4 separate regions of the Homo sapiens genome follow, and all the other regions are linked to region 4. Evidence: chromatin contacts called from ENCODE Hi-C or POLR2A ChIA-PET data. All regions are on one chromosome and are shown on one strand. Each heading gives the region's core, a stretch centred on a gene start or an enhancer-like site at or near the end of the contact. The rest is flanking DNA. Distances are from core to core; before and after follow the strand shown. Region 1 overlaps ABCA1 (ATP binding cassette subfamily A member 1). Region 2 has its middle 88 kb from the start of SLC44A1. Region 3 overlaps LOC105376197 (a long non-coding RNA gene). Region 4 holds the start of CT70 (cancer/testis associated transcript 70).

Evidence for each region. A loop is a pair of places that touch in the nucleus more often than their neighbours do. ChIA-PET counts read pairs that join two places held with the same protein, here RNA polymerase II (POLR2A). Pooled maps may share reads with other maps.
Region 1: a map of heart right ventricle shows a loop between it and region 4 (4-fold over the local background). The contact joins the enhancer-like site here to the promoter of CT70 in region 4. A Hi-C loop is called at or near these places in 26 of 168 maps with a recorded cell type or tissue (B cell, CD14-positive monocyte, HepG2 and 20 more), 23 of 37 single-sample maps with no recorded cell type and 37 of 50 pooled maps. POLR2A ChIA-PET finds 5 or more read pairs at or near these places in 9 of 52 experiments (BJ, H1, HEK293 and 4 more).
Region 2: a loop to region 4 is called in a map of heart right ventricle, with 4 times the contacts of the local background. The contact joins the enhancer-like site here to the promoter of CT70 in region 4. A Hi-C loop is called at or near these places in 33 of 168 maps with a recorded cell type or tissue (CD14-positive monocyte, CD4-positive, alpha-beta T cell, CD4-positive, alpha-beta memory T cell and 25 more), 11 of 37 single-sample maps with no recorded cell type and 36 of 50 pooled maps. POLR2A ChIA-PET finds 5 or more read pairs at or near these places in 5 of 52 experiments (AG04450, H1, HEK293 and 2 more).
Region 3: a map of right lobe of liver shows a loop between it and region 4 (2.8-fold over the local background). The contact joins the enhancer-like site here to the promoter of CT70 in region 4. A Hi-C loop is called at or near these places in 15 of 168 maps with a recorded cell type or tissue (CD14-positive monocyte, CD4-positive, alpha-beta T cell, CD4-positive, alpha-beta memory T cell and 9 more), 15 of 37 single-sample maps with no recorded cell type and 19 of 50 pooled maps. POLR2A ChIA-PET finds 5 or more read pairs at or near these places in 14 of 52 experiments (BJ, CD4-positive, alpha-beta T cell, CD4-positive, alpha-beta memory T cell and 10 more).

What each region holds. Positions count from the first base shown.
Region 1 is chr9:104,861,760-104,865,120 of GRCh38, forward strand. It overlaps ABCA1 (ATP binding cassette subfamily A member 1), which reads right to left. Exons shown (of 50, transcript NM_005502.4): 6 at 1-41. Among named protein-coding and RNA genes, the nearest start is that of ABCA1, 65 kb to the right of the region's middle. Within about 2 kb of position 1,937, at least 7 of the 41 ENCODE cell types and tissues checked have a DNase peak (open chromatin) inside an H3K27ac peak, as active enhancers do; they include CD14-positive monocyte and heart right ventricle, where a contact is called at or near this core.
Region 2 is chr9:105,155,547-105,158,646 of GRCh38, forward strand. No RefSeq gene overlaps it. Among named protein-coding and RNA genes, the nearest start is that of SLC44A1, 88 kb to the right of the region's middle. Within about 2 kb of position 1,790, at least 7 of the 41 ENCODE cell types and tissues checked have a DNase peak (open chromatin) inside an H3K27ac peak, as active enhancers do; they include adrenal gland, heart right ventricle and transverse colon, where a contact is called at or near this core.
Region 3 is chr9:105,136,700-105,140,216 of GRCh38, forward strand. All of the region lies in intron 3 of LOC105376197 (a long non-coding RNA gene), which reads left to right. Among named protein-coding and RNA genes, the nearest start is that of SLC44A1, 110 kb to the right of the region's middle. RefSeq lists enhancers at 769-1,748, 1,749-2,728, 2,729-3,517. Within about 2 kb of position 1,977, at least 2 of the 41 ENCODE cell types and tissues checked have a DNase peak (open chromatin) inside an H3K27ac peak, as active enhancers do; they include right lobe of liver, where a contact is called at or near this core.
Region 4 is chr9:104,990,242-104,993,605 of GRCh38, forward strand. It overlaps CT70 (cancer/testis associated transcript 70), which reads right to left and starts at 1,554. Exons shown (of 4, transcript NR_184160.1): 1 at 1,445-1,554; 2 at 576-1,062. RefSeq lists an enhancer at 704-1,903 and a silencer at 838-1,107.

The DNA of each region.
Region 1 (3,361 bases), core at 687-3,186, 130 kb before region 4:
GAAGGTTTCATTGTCCACCAGGAAATCTTGAAGCTTCAAGTCTATTGAGAAATAGTGTTTTATTTTTATTTAGTAAGTAACTCAAAAAAAAAAAAAAAGTGGGCACAATGGGACAGTGGAGAAACGTTATCATAATATTGATGATCAACAGTTGCCTGGCTAAACACACACAGGAATGAGATAGGGGAGCATCGCCATATCAGGAGAGGCATGAAAATATTGCTTTCTGGTAACATGTTGAGCCACACTCAGCATGTGCTCCTCAACTCAAACAGTGTGATGGTGCTGTTACACACACACACACACACACACACACATACACACACACACAGCCTTTCCTTTTCTTTTTTTTTTTTTATTTTGAGACGGAGTCTCACCCTGTCACCTAGGTTGGAGTGCAATGGTGGAATCTCAGCTCACTGCAACCCCCGCCTCCCGGGTTCAAGAGATTCTCCTGCCTCAGCCTCCCGAGTAGCTGGGATTACAGGTATGCATCACCATGACTGGCAAATTTTTTTTTTTTTATCTTTAGTACAGACAGGGTTTCACCATGATAGGCAGGCTGGTCTCAAACTCCTGACCTTGTGATCCAACCTGCCTTGGCCTCCCAAAGTGCTGACAGTACAGGCGTGAGCCACCATGCCCGGTCTTTCTCTTCTAAATGATCTCACCCACCCCACCTGAGCTTTGTGGCACTAGTCCGTTCATTCCTGTCTCCCCACTGCCTTTTCACAGAGCTAAAATTGGAGAGATTTAAAGCTTTATTCCCACAAGCTGCAGAGACTAATCTCCTGTTTAATGCAAAACAAGCAATGGTTCTCAAACTTAAGTATGCATCAGAATCACCTGGAGAGCTTGTTAAAATGCAGACTGCCGGGCCGGGCCGGGCCGGGCCGGGCCGGGCCGGGCCGGGCCGGGCCGGGCCGGGCCGGGCCGGGCCGGCCCCCACCCCCACCCCCACCCCCACCCCCACCCCCACCCCCACCCCCACCCCCAGAGTTTCTGATACAGCGGCCCTGGGATGCGACTGGAGAATCACTTACAGGTGATGCTGATGCTGCTGACCTGGGGACCATGTTTTGACAAACACTGGCAGAGTGCATTACGCATATCAAAGTGCCTTCACAGACATGGTCTCATTTTCATTCCAAACATAAAACATGTGATACAAAGCTCCAAAACCCAGGTCTGCCAGGCTTTAGGAAAACACATTAACATATATTTAAACCATCAGCCCTATTAAATGATTTGATTGCTAAAGGATTTCATACGGAATCTCCCTAAATAATAGGCCCTCTGAGTACAGTTAGAAAAGGCTTCAATCCAGTGCAACAAAACAGAAAAAGCAGCACTAAGAATCCAGAATTTTAGTTTCTAGAGTTGGAGGCTGTGTCTGGTGGCGTCCCTGCGTACCTCATGTCATCTTTCTGAACCTCAATTTCTTGATCTCCAAAATGAGAGGTTTCTGACCAGATGCTTGGTAGGAGCCCTATGACTCCGAAACAGTATAGTTTTCCCTGACTCATCTCATTTGGCTGTCTACCTCTTCTCCTTCCAACCCACTCTCCTAACAGCCTAACTTCTTTGTAATAAAGATAAAACCAGCTCATCAGGACCACATGAACTGAGCCCACATGGCCAGGCACTAAGCAACCTCTAGAGGGCAAACTTTGCAAACTGAAATCATTTACCAGAAGAGAAACAGGTTTGATCTGAAAATGGGGCTACAGTGTGAGGCTTAATGAGGACAGGAGTTAATCCGCGGAGCTAAGAGGGTCACATGCAGAGATAAAGTAACAGGAGGGCCTGACAGCCCAGCCAGTCTCTCATAAATGCTGTATGATCCAGGTGTATTCTGCTTTAGGCAAACTTCAGTAATATTGAGTTATATAGACAGAATAAATTGAGCAAGATTTACATCGCTAGAGAAATGATTCACTGCTACCCCTCTATGGCTAGCTCCTAGTTATTCCTCATGACAGCCAGTAGCTGTTCTTAGGCCCAGTTAGTGTCCCTCAGAATCAGTGCTCCTGCAAACTGCTACCTACCTGATGCTTCCCATCACATGTGACTCTACACTGTTAGCATTAGGCTCTCTACTGCAGTTGTCAAACCTCAGAGCACCTAAGCTTCATTTAGGGAGCATGCGAAAATGCAGTTTCTTGGGCCCAGTCCCCAGAGATTCTGAAATAGTGGGTCTAGAGTGCAGAGCCTACAAATCTACATTTGAATAAGCATCCCTTACACTTTTAATGTTGGGGGAGGGAGGTGTGGAACCACAGTTTAAGGAACATTGTTTTACTTGCATGTTGTCTCTACCAGACTATGCCTATAGGATAGGGAATATGCGTTCTTAGTACCACCAATGCCCAGATCAGGCCTGGCACAGAATTACTGCCCAGTGAAGGGTAGCTGAATACTAAACACTAGGAGATGGGATTAGGGCTGACAAGGTTCCAAAAGTATCTGAGTACCATCATAGGAGATTTCCTTTTAGCTGGCCAGGTCCAGGAAGAGCCCAGGGATGTCAGGACCATCCCCAGGCCACACCCCAGGAGTGAACAGGACTTCTAACCACTGGAACTGCCTTCCCAGGAACAGAAAGCGACATCCGGGGTCACTTTCTGTTCTTGGGAGAAACAGGAAGGAAGGTGTAAGCTGGTGTCTTCAGTTGAGGACTGGTGTGAAAAGGTAGACATTAATCACTGTACAACCATGGAAAAAGCACCACCCTGGGAGTCAGAAACCTGGGTTCTAAATCCATTTATTTGTCGAGTCATTTCATGTAGTTGTGCCTCCACTGCCTTATCTATAAAATGAAGGGTCAAAAAAGGCCTCTGTGAAACCTCAACAGAAACAGAATACACGTATTAGCTAACCCTCACTGACTAGGTGGGCCATAGCTTCCTCCTGAGCAGAGCCAGAGCAATACATCATATTGCACCAGGGAACTTCAAAACAGCTCCCTCCTTCCCAAGCAGGGTGGCAGAAGTGTGGGAGGGCGACCCAGGCCACCCCTGCAATGGGCCTAGGTCATCCTGCAACACTCTCCAGACCAGTGAGTGTGCTCAGCATGTTTATAAGACTTCTGTTATGTTAACAGGCTCTGAAGATGAGAACATCTGGATGTGATCAAGCTCCAGCCTCCTATCAGTGAATCCCCCGGATGAGACATAAGAACCCAGAGACTGATTAAACAGTCAACAACCCTTGGCTGTGCACGTGCATGGTGTGGTAGGTTCGCTGGGTTGGGAAGCAGCAGGGAGGGCCAAAGATCCTCCACTACAAAGAACTTGCAGCCTGATCACGTGGATATCCACCCATGTAGGCTTAGACTCACACACTAGCACCAACCTGTGTG
Region 2 (3,100 bases), core at 540-3,039, 170 kb after region 4:
TCTCCAACTCCACAGGCAAGAGATCTGGCCCACTCCAGTCAGATCACCCACACCCTCTACAAAGCTGCATTTCTGTGGGCAACCGTGTGAGTCCTTAGTAGAATTCACAGGAATATATTGCATTATTTAATGTGTTAATCATCAAAACTGCACAGATTCTATAGAACTTATTTTAGAAATACAGATAAAATATGTATAAGTTAAGAGAAACAATGTCTGGGATTTCTTTCAAAATAATCTAGCCCAGGGCCCAGGCACGATAGCTCACACCTGTAACCCCATCACCTTGGGAGGTCAAGGAGAAAGGATTGCTTGAGGCCAGACCTGGGAAACATTGTGAGAGCCTGTCTCTAGGAAAAATTTAAAAATGAGCCAAGTGTGGTGGCATCTGCCTGTAGTCCCACTACTCAGGAGGCTGAGGTGGGAGGATGGCTTGAGCCTGGTGAGGTCGAGGCTGCAGCAAGCCATGATCGTACCACTGCACTCCAGCCTGGGAGACAGAGTGAGACCCTATCTCAAATAATAACAGTAATCATCATCATCATCAACATCATCTAGACTAGAGAGGAGAAAAGTCAGCATGCATTGATGAAACAAGATTCGCCATGTATTGATAATTTTTGAAGCTGGGTGTGGATACATCAGGTTTGTTATAAAGTTCTTCCTACTTTTTTGTATATGCTTTACATTTTTCATAATAAAATGTTAATAAAAAATAGTTTTCGCGGGGCCCAGTGGCTCACGCCTATAATCCCAGCACTTTGGGAGGCCGAGGTGGGCAGATCACCTGAGGTCAGGAGTTTGAGACCAGCCTGGCCAACGTGGTGAAACTCTGTCTCTACTAAAAATACAAAAATTAGCTGGGTGTGGTGGCTCATGCCTGTAATCCCAGCTACTCGGGAGGCTGAGGCAGGAGAATCGCTTGAACCCGGGAGGCAGAGGTTGCAGTGGGCCAAGATCATGCCACTGCACTCCAGCCTGGGCAACAGAGTGAGACTCCATCTGGAAAAAAAAAAAAAAAAAAAAAAAAAAAAAAGAGTTAAGTGCTGACCCAGGCCTTCAGGTAGCCCAGGATTATATTTTATGAGGCATATATTTACCCATGTGTTTTTTTTAGAATTATGCTTCATCAACTTGATAAGATCAATTATTCAGGGGTACTCTATCATCCTTCTGCTTGGTCTCTTTGAATAGTGGGATTACTGGTTATTATTTTTTCTTTTTTATACTTTTCTGTATTTTCAGAATTTTTTAAATGAGTGTCTATTGCCTTTATAGTTAGGAAAATCAATAAAGCTATTTATTATCAATGTGGACTCATGTATTTTTAATTTATAAAATGGATTATCACATTATGCATTATAATAAACCTATTTGAAATTTTACATGTGACAGGAGAGTATTTATTTCTACCCCACAAAGAGTAACAAAATAATACATAAAAATAAGAAGTTTGGATTGTCCAAACAGTAGCCATTAAGAAGAGAATGTACTTTATGTTAAGGATGCTTCTCCCTAAGAGGCAAGCCAGTTAAATGAAAAAAGTAGAATCCTGGATAAATATAGAAAATGTTTGCAGAAGGAAATTTTATTTCATTGCCTCAGTCCTAAACGGCATTAGCAAATACTGCAAAGTAATGAAGGAGGTCATTAAGAAGGAACTAGAAACGCCTTCCAATGTTATGGAAGAAATTCTGACATCTTAATTATATTCTGCCACCTAGTGACAAAGGAAGATTAACATACTTGCTTAGCCCGGCTACAACAGCAGAGAGGCCTGCCCTCCATCATCTGGACACCAGAGCCATGGCCTGACTGCCAGGGCAAGCCTGATCCTACAAGCGCTTGGTGCACAGCATCCTCTCTCTGCTTCTGCTCACAACTCTGGGAGACACTGCAAATATGGTCAAAAGCCACGGAGCTGTTCAGTCTGTGGCTGACAGACTTCCTATGGAGCCAGGTCTACCCTCTGCCACTCAGCACAGTGCACTGGGAACTTTGCTGTCTCCTGCCTGTTGCTAAGGACTTCCAGGGAGAAACAAATTACGAGACTAAAAAGGCATGGCTCACATTGGGCAATTTCATCCCTAACTTCCACTGGACTTAAAAAGAGGAATAAATACAGTGATCCCCTTACCCTGAAATGGGATAACTTTTTTATTTTTATTTTTATTTTTTTTTTTTTGAGACAGAGTCTCGTTCTGTCGCCCAGGCTAGAGTGCAGTGGCGCGCTTTTGGCTCACTGCAACCTCCGCCTCCTGGGTTCAAGCAATTCTCCTGTCTCAGCCTCCAGAGTAGCTGAGACTACAGGTGCACATCATCACACCTGGCTAATTTTTATATTTTTAGTAGAGACGGGGTTTCTCCATATTGGTCAGACTGCTCTGGAACTCCTGATCCCAGGTGATCCAACTCGCCTAGGCCTCCCAAAGTGCTGGGATTACAGGCTTGAGCCACCGTGCACGGCCTGGCATAACTTTTATGCACAAATCTTTGCGATTACACGAGGTGATAGGCACAAAAACTATTGATTCCCCCAATATAAATTGGGGAAGGAGTGGATGTTCTCAAAGCGCATTCGGGGCAGCCACACACCACCTGGAAGAAGCTTCGGGTCTCGTGGATGTGGCCCAAGTGAAGTGGTGGCCCATCATGCATTGCGATGGTGGGTAGGCGGGTAGGGGCGGGGCTAGGGCCGGAAGTAGAACTGTGGCCTCCATGGCCACTTGGGACCCCAGAGGTTCTATGCAAGAAACATAGACTCACCGTGATTCTTTTTTTTCTTTTCTTTTCTTTTGTTTTCTTTTCTTTTCTTTTCTTTCTTGTTTTGTTTTTTTGAGGCGGAGTTTCACTCTTGGTTGCCCAAGCTAGAGTGCAATGGCATGATCTCGGCTCACTGCAACTTCCACCTCCCAGGTTCAGGTGATTCTCCTGCCTCAGCCTTCCGAGTAGCTGGGATTACAAGCATCTGCCACCATGCCCAGCGAATTTTTGTACGTTTAGTAGAGATGGGGTTTCGCCATGTTGACCAGGCTGGTCTTGAACTCCTGATCTCAGGTGATCTGCCCGCTTCTGCCTCCCAAAGTGCTGTGATTACAGG
Region 3 (3,517 bases), core at 727-3,226, 150 kb after region 4:
TACTTGGTGTATGTGATCTATGTAAATGGAGAGGATGAAGTGAAGTTACAAAGCCATTCACATTTCTGTCATTGCCGAAGTGCTTTTATTTGATTTACTTCTAGGAAGTCAGCGTGGATCAGCCTCATGTTCCCTATCTCCAGGCCCTATTCTCCTGCCTCGCTGGGATTACAGGCATGAGCCACTGTACACGGGCAAAAATTTTTTTGTTAATTAGCTGGGCATGGTGGTGCACACATGTAGTCCCAGCTATTAGGGAGGCTGAGAGGTAGTAGGATCACTTGAGCCCAGGAGGTTGAGGCTAAAGTAAGCCATGATCATGTCACTACACTCCAGCCTAGGTGACAGAGTGAGACCCTATCTCGAAAAGAATGAGTGAGAGATTTGCATACATCATTCCAGAATGATTCATAATACAGAATATGTTCACCAACATTTTTATTTATATTACATAAATAATCTTCTTTATGTTTAGCAATATATTTTCCATTGGTTGCTTTTGAGTGGTAAATTCCTCTTATTACATTTAAAATATTTGACTCACAAAAAAATTAATTAACATGTACCTTTTTAAGAATTTTATTCCATAGCTCAAACCAGCATTTTCCTAAATTTGTTCTATGTAAGGTTAGAGTTACAAGATATTCTGCCTCAAATAAGCAGGTTATGTTTAGGAAAGGCTATATCCCTTGTGGAAATTAAAGGCTTCTCAGTGTTCTCCGATTAACTGATCAAAGGTAAATGAAGTGTGCTCCAGGAAATGCCTTTTTAATGAAAATTCATTGATATTTGTATAACTCTGATAGAAAGTAACGGATTCAAAAACAGAGAGCTCGCCAGGTACAGTGGCGAGCTGTAATCCCAGCACCTTGGGAGGCCAAGGCAGACGGATCACCTGAAGTCAGGAGTTCAAGACCAGCCTGGCCAACATGGCGAAACCCCATCTCTACTAAAAATACAAAAATTAGCCAGGTGTGGTGGCGGATGCCTGTAATTTCCAGCTACTTGGGAGGCTAAGGCAGGGAGAATTACTTGAATCCGGGAGTGGAGGTTGCAGTGAGGTAAGATCGTATCACTGTACTGCAGCCTGGGCGATATCCTGCACCCATGGAAATAAATGAAAGAGCTTCCATTTGCTGGGACAGTTGTGATCTCCTCATCTTCCAGTGAGACCAGTAGTGGCCACGTGGCCACTCTACACTCCTTTTTTTTTATGAGATGGAGTCTCACTCTCTCTGTCACCCAGGCTGGAGCACAGTGGCACAGTCTCGGCTCACTGCAACCTCCCCCTCGTGGGTTCCAGCAATTCTCCTGCCTCAGCCTCCTGAGTAGCTGGGATCATACATGCGCCACCACGCCCAGTTAATTTTTGTATTTTTAGTAGAGACGGTGTTTCACCATGTTGGTCAGGCTGGTCTCGAACTCCTGACCTCGTGATCCGCCTGCCTCGGCCTCCCAAAGTCCTGGGATTACAGGTGTGAGCCACCGCGCCCGGCCACTGTACACTCATTAGAGACCAGAATTCAAGCATCTGTGTGAGGTTGGATATGTAATTGTCAAAGTCCTTTTCAACCTTGAGACTCTGAATTTTAATTGAGAGCATTAAAAATCTTGTTTTAGATCCAATCACTCCTTTGCCAGCATGGAGCAAGTCATCCAGGTGTCAGTTGCTTCATCTGTGAAACAAAGGGTCTTTGTCTGAGGCCAGGGTTGTCATCTGATGCTGGGTCACAATCTCTAGATCCCCTTGGGGTCCCGCCCAACAGTGACATACTCATGCCCTATTCTTTCTCTTTATTGAGAAGGAAATAGTATAAGCAAACAAAATCATCAAGAGTTGCTTACATATGCACACAGAACATGCACCAAACAGCTGGAAAACAAAGAAAGTAGGTGAAAGGTGAAGTTGTTTTGCTGAATGGGTGTCAGAGGTTGGTTTACAAATCCACAGGGAGGACCAGAGCTCCGCTGATGCTAACACTTGCTCTGAAAAATCTGTTCGCAGAACTCCTAGCGGCCCCGCCTCCCTCCCCACAGCTGGCTTCTTCTGAAAGGCCTAGAGGCAACTAAAGTCTGAGTTTTTATGTTTTGTAAGAAAACAAAGGGAAGTCTAAAAATGTAAAAAAAGAAAAAAGAAAAAACCTTCAGCTGTTCCAATGTAGCCCCACGAGATTGGTTTCTCTGAACTCTGACGGGTCTTGTTGTTTTGTGTGTTCCTCAGAGCCCAAAGAAAACCAACTCCAGGCAGGGTGCAGTGACTCTCGCCTGTACTCCCAGCACTTTGGGAGACCAAGGTGGGTGGATCACCTGAGGTCAGAAGTTTGAGACCAGCCTGGCCAACATGGTGAAACCCCATCTCTACTAAAAATACAAAAAACTTAGCTGGCCGTGGTGGCAGGCGCCTATAGTCCGAGCTACTCAGGAGGCTGAGGCAGGGAAATTGCTTGAACCCAGAAGGTGGAGGTTGCGGTGAGCCGAGATCACGCCATTGCACTCTAGCCTGGGCGACAGAGACTCCATCTCAAAAAAAAAAAAAAAAAAAGAGAAAACCAATTCCATTTTCCTCTTTCTTCCTGGTGTTGAATGACAAAGGGAAGCTAAGGGGCGTTTTCTTCTATCTGGCATACTTTGCAATGTAGAATAAAATAACTTTGAGTTGTGGTCGCTTCTTGAGGTGACCCTCCACCCATCCTCCAGGCAAAATATCACAAAGACCAACAAAACCTGAAACTGAGAAAGATACAGAGCTGATTCCCTGGCTGACTCAACGCCCTGAGACAGGCACTCGCCTCTGAAACCTTCAGGGCTCCTCACTAACTGCAAGACCATGCTCACTGCTCATGTTTGAATGAAGTATACAAATTCAATAAGCAGTCTATCATTTTTGGTGGAGTGACAAGGTCTATTGTTCCCTTGGTGCTGTGTCTCTTTCCATAGAGGCTATAACTTTAACCTACTATAAGGTTAGTTGGTCCTGTCACTGTAATTTCTTTGTGTCTATTTTAGAGAGAACCGACCATGCTTGTGTTATTTGTAGTGTCTGAGGCAGAGAATGGCTCTCCCCAAGCCCCAAGAACCAGCGTAGGACAGTTCTTTTTTTTTGAGACAGGATCTTCACACTGGCTGGAATGCAGTGGTGCAATCTCGGCTTACTGCAACCTCTGCCTCCTGGGCTTAAAGGATCCTCCCACCTCAGTCTCCTGAGTAGCTGGGACTACAGGTGCATGCCACCACACCCGGTATATATATATATATATATATATATATATATATATATATATATATATATTTTTTTTTTTTTAAATATAAAGACAACATTTCCCCATGTTGCCCAGGCTGGTCTCGAACTCCTGAGCTCAAGAGATCTGCCCGCCTCAGCCTCCCAAAGTGCTGGGATTACAGGTGTGAGCCACTGCACCCGGCCTAGGACAGTTCTTATGCCTGCTGGCTAATAAACATTCATAGCTTTAGTAAAATTTTGTCAAGACTGCACCTGGTGGAAAGGTTATAAGGAAAG
Region 4 (3,364 bases), core at 304-2,803:
GAAATAAAATTTGGGGTGTGTGCCCTCGAGTCTGTTAGTCCTCTGGGGAAATGACCTACATTCTTAACCTTAAATGTTAGTATCTTTTTTTTTTTTTTTTTTTCAGAAGGAGTCTCCCTCTGTTGCCCAGGCTGGGGTGCAGTGGCGTGATCTCAGCTCACTGCAACCTCCGCCTCCTGGATTCAAGCGATTCTTCTGCCTTAGCCTCCTGAGTAGCTGGGATTACAGGCATGTACCGCCACGCCCGGCTAATTTTTGTATTTTTAGTAGAGACGGGGTTTCACCATGTTGGCCAGACTGGTCTCTAACTCCTACCCTCAGGTGATCTGCCCGCCTCGGCCCCCCAAAGTGTTAGGACTACAGGCCTGAGCCACCACGCCCTGCCCAAATGTTAGTATCTTGAAATAGTTATGCGTCATGCCAAAGAAATCTAGAAGACCTGAAACTCTTCAATCACAGAACAAACTTGTAACTTCGATGGCAGTTATCCTTAACAAGATTCCCTGCGGGCCCTCTCTGAAACGGAGGAGATGTGACATTATAGAACTGCAAAATCTTAGGATTCATCACCTAACTTTAATGCTGAAGCGTTTGGAGATCATTCGGACTAACCCTCATGTTTTACAGTTGAAGATAATGATACTGGAGAAGGACTCATCCCAAATCACCCGTCGGTGGCAGAGCCTGGACAAACCTATGTCTCCTCCCTTCACTCGTTTGGGGTTGTTGCTGGACTGCAGGGACTCGAAGTAAGTAGAGAGGGGTACAGGGCACTGGAAGAAGAGGTATTTTGCAGGAGTCTGTTTTTTCCTGCTCCCAAATCGGTGGGATGTCAGCGAAGGATGGGTCTCTGGAGGAGAGGAGCTAACAAGGTCTTCTGAAAACCATCACTGAGGGTGCTGTGGTTGGGAACTCGAAACCTTGCCAGTTAAAAACGTTTCTGCGAATGTGGTTTCTGAGGGCGAGGAAGCCCTCCCCCGCCCCAGCGCCGGCCCCGCCCGCCGGGTGCCCGACAGTAACCCCGAGGCGTGCGGCAGCCCCAGCTGTCTTCAACGTAGCCATCTGGAAGACAAAAACCAGAAAATGTGCGCCTTCTCATTTGAAACCTGGTCTTTAAGTCCGGCCCCTCCCCAGCAAGAATGGGAACATTTAGTTTGCACCCACGTGGCTCTTCCGCGGGCTCATGCTCCACTCGGAAGCCCGGAGCTCTGTCCGGAATAGGCCAGACAGAGCTCCCTTCCCATCTGCCTTTTGCAGGAAGAAGGGATGTGGGGCAATCGGCACAGCTGAATAGGGGCCAGCTGTGGGAAAAGGGAGAGCGTGACAACAGATGGGGGGAGGAAGGAACGAGGAGTAATGGGGCGTCAGGGCCAGGGTGGCAGCTCAGAGGGCCCAATGTCGCCCCGCCAGACCCAGAATTAGGGCACGTCTGCAAAGCTCACACCCTCCATTTGAGAGCCGAACCGAAACCATCACAAGATGAAACCTCCGGACTCCCAGCCGCGGCGGGCGGCGGGCAGCGGGCGGCGCGCAAGCGCGCGGGGCCCCGAGTCTGACCTCGAGTTACCCCGCGCGGCGAGTCGCAGCGAAGTAGGTGAAAGGTAACTAGCAGACGCTGCTCTGGGCGAAGGCTGCGGCGCGCGTGCGCGGGGCTGGGCCTTGGGTTCCGTTCTCCCCCAAGTTTCTCCAAGTCTGCACTTCGCCAAACTATGGGTGTGTCCTGGGCCAGTGCATGAAGCGATGGAGTGGGGACATCGAGCCGATTTGGAAAATTCCTGCCACCCACTCTCTGTGGAGAAACGAGGTCTAGACGCGGTGCAGGGGAGAGAACCACTTACTGAACGCCATGTGTGTGCGCGGCGGGCGTGGTGCTGGGCGCCCTTCTTTTGATTCTCACAACCCTTTGAAAGACCTCAAAATGACCCCTCATGGAAGAGGAAACTGAGGCCCTGTGAGTTCATTTAATTGGCCCACGGTCATCCAATCAGTTAAGGGCAATTTCCATGAAGGGTCCGTGCTTCAAAGTGGGTTTTTGGCCCTAAAACACACAAACGACACCTGTAGCACATTTGGCAAGGCACTCTCATAGGCATTACTCATTCCATCCTTATCAGAAACCTATGAGGTAGTAGGTGCTGTGACTATTTTCTTTTTGCAGATGGGGAAACTGAGACTCAAGGAAGTTGTTCTGGAATCCCACAGAGAATATCAGAGCTGAAATTTTCTGTCCTATTTTAGAGAGATAAAAAGCTGAAAGCTCAAAGTCACGTTCTCCCATCGCCAATCTGAAGACCTATGAGAGCTTCATGCTCTATGGGGTGAGTGGCCCAGGCCATGCTAAAGACAAAGAAGTTCTCATTATTGGAGGTCTCCTTTGAGGGTTTCCATTACAAAATTACAAAGTGATCAACCCTTCTAGAAGACAGTTGGGTTGTTCACTTATTAAGGGCAGGGACAGAGTGCACTGCTCACAGTTGCTGAATTTGGTGTTCGTTCGGTGAGCTTATAGCTGAATGAACTCATTTTCAATCCCAGATTATTCAAGGGGGAAGCTGCCTTTGTGTCAGGCAATGGGTGAAGTAGCTTGTTTGTGACTTTTCCCAGAGGAGGGTTCTTGCATTCACGCAGCAAACATACTTATCATGCACTCTGCGGTGTTTATATAGCTGGGAAACAGATGGGAACTTCAAAGGACAGGAATGCTTTGCTTCTCTTGAAAATTCTGCTCTGAGTATTTGTCTTAGTCTTCTCGTGCTGGGTACTTAAACAACAGACATTTATTTCTCATAATTCTGGATGCTGGAAGAACAAAATCAAGGTGCAGGCTGATTTGATTCCTGTTGAGGCCCCACTTTCTGGCTTGCAAACAGCCATCTTATCACTGTACGCTCTTAGAGACTTCTCTCTAGAGTCTCTTCTTATAAGGCATGAATCCCATCGTGGGGTCTCCACCCTTATGACCTCATCTAAACCAAATTACCTCCCAAAGGACCCACCTCCTAATCATCATACTGGAGGTTAGGCATTCAACCTATGAACTGGGTGGAAGGGAGCACAAAAATTCACTCATAACAATCCTAGATGTCTGGATGTTTGCCCATCTCCATGCATGGTAGAAGCCATGTAATCCCCCTACCCTGTCAGGGTTTCCTGTGACACAAGAAGTAGATCACCCAGGGAGGGGCACCGGAACGCAGTCATAACTCCTCCCACCCCACCAACCCCTTGGTGCCTCAGCTGCTCTTCAGAATCACAAAGGCCAGAAAACAGAAGCAGCTCTCCTCCTCTCCTAGGAGGCTTTGGAAACAGAGGGAGATGCAAATGGAAATTCCCCAAAAGGGAAATGCAAGGGAAGCAGAAAAAG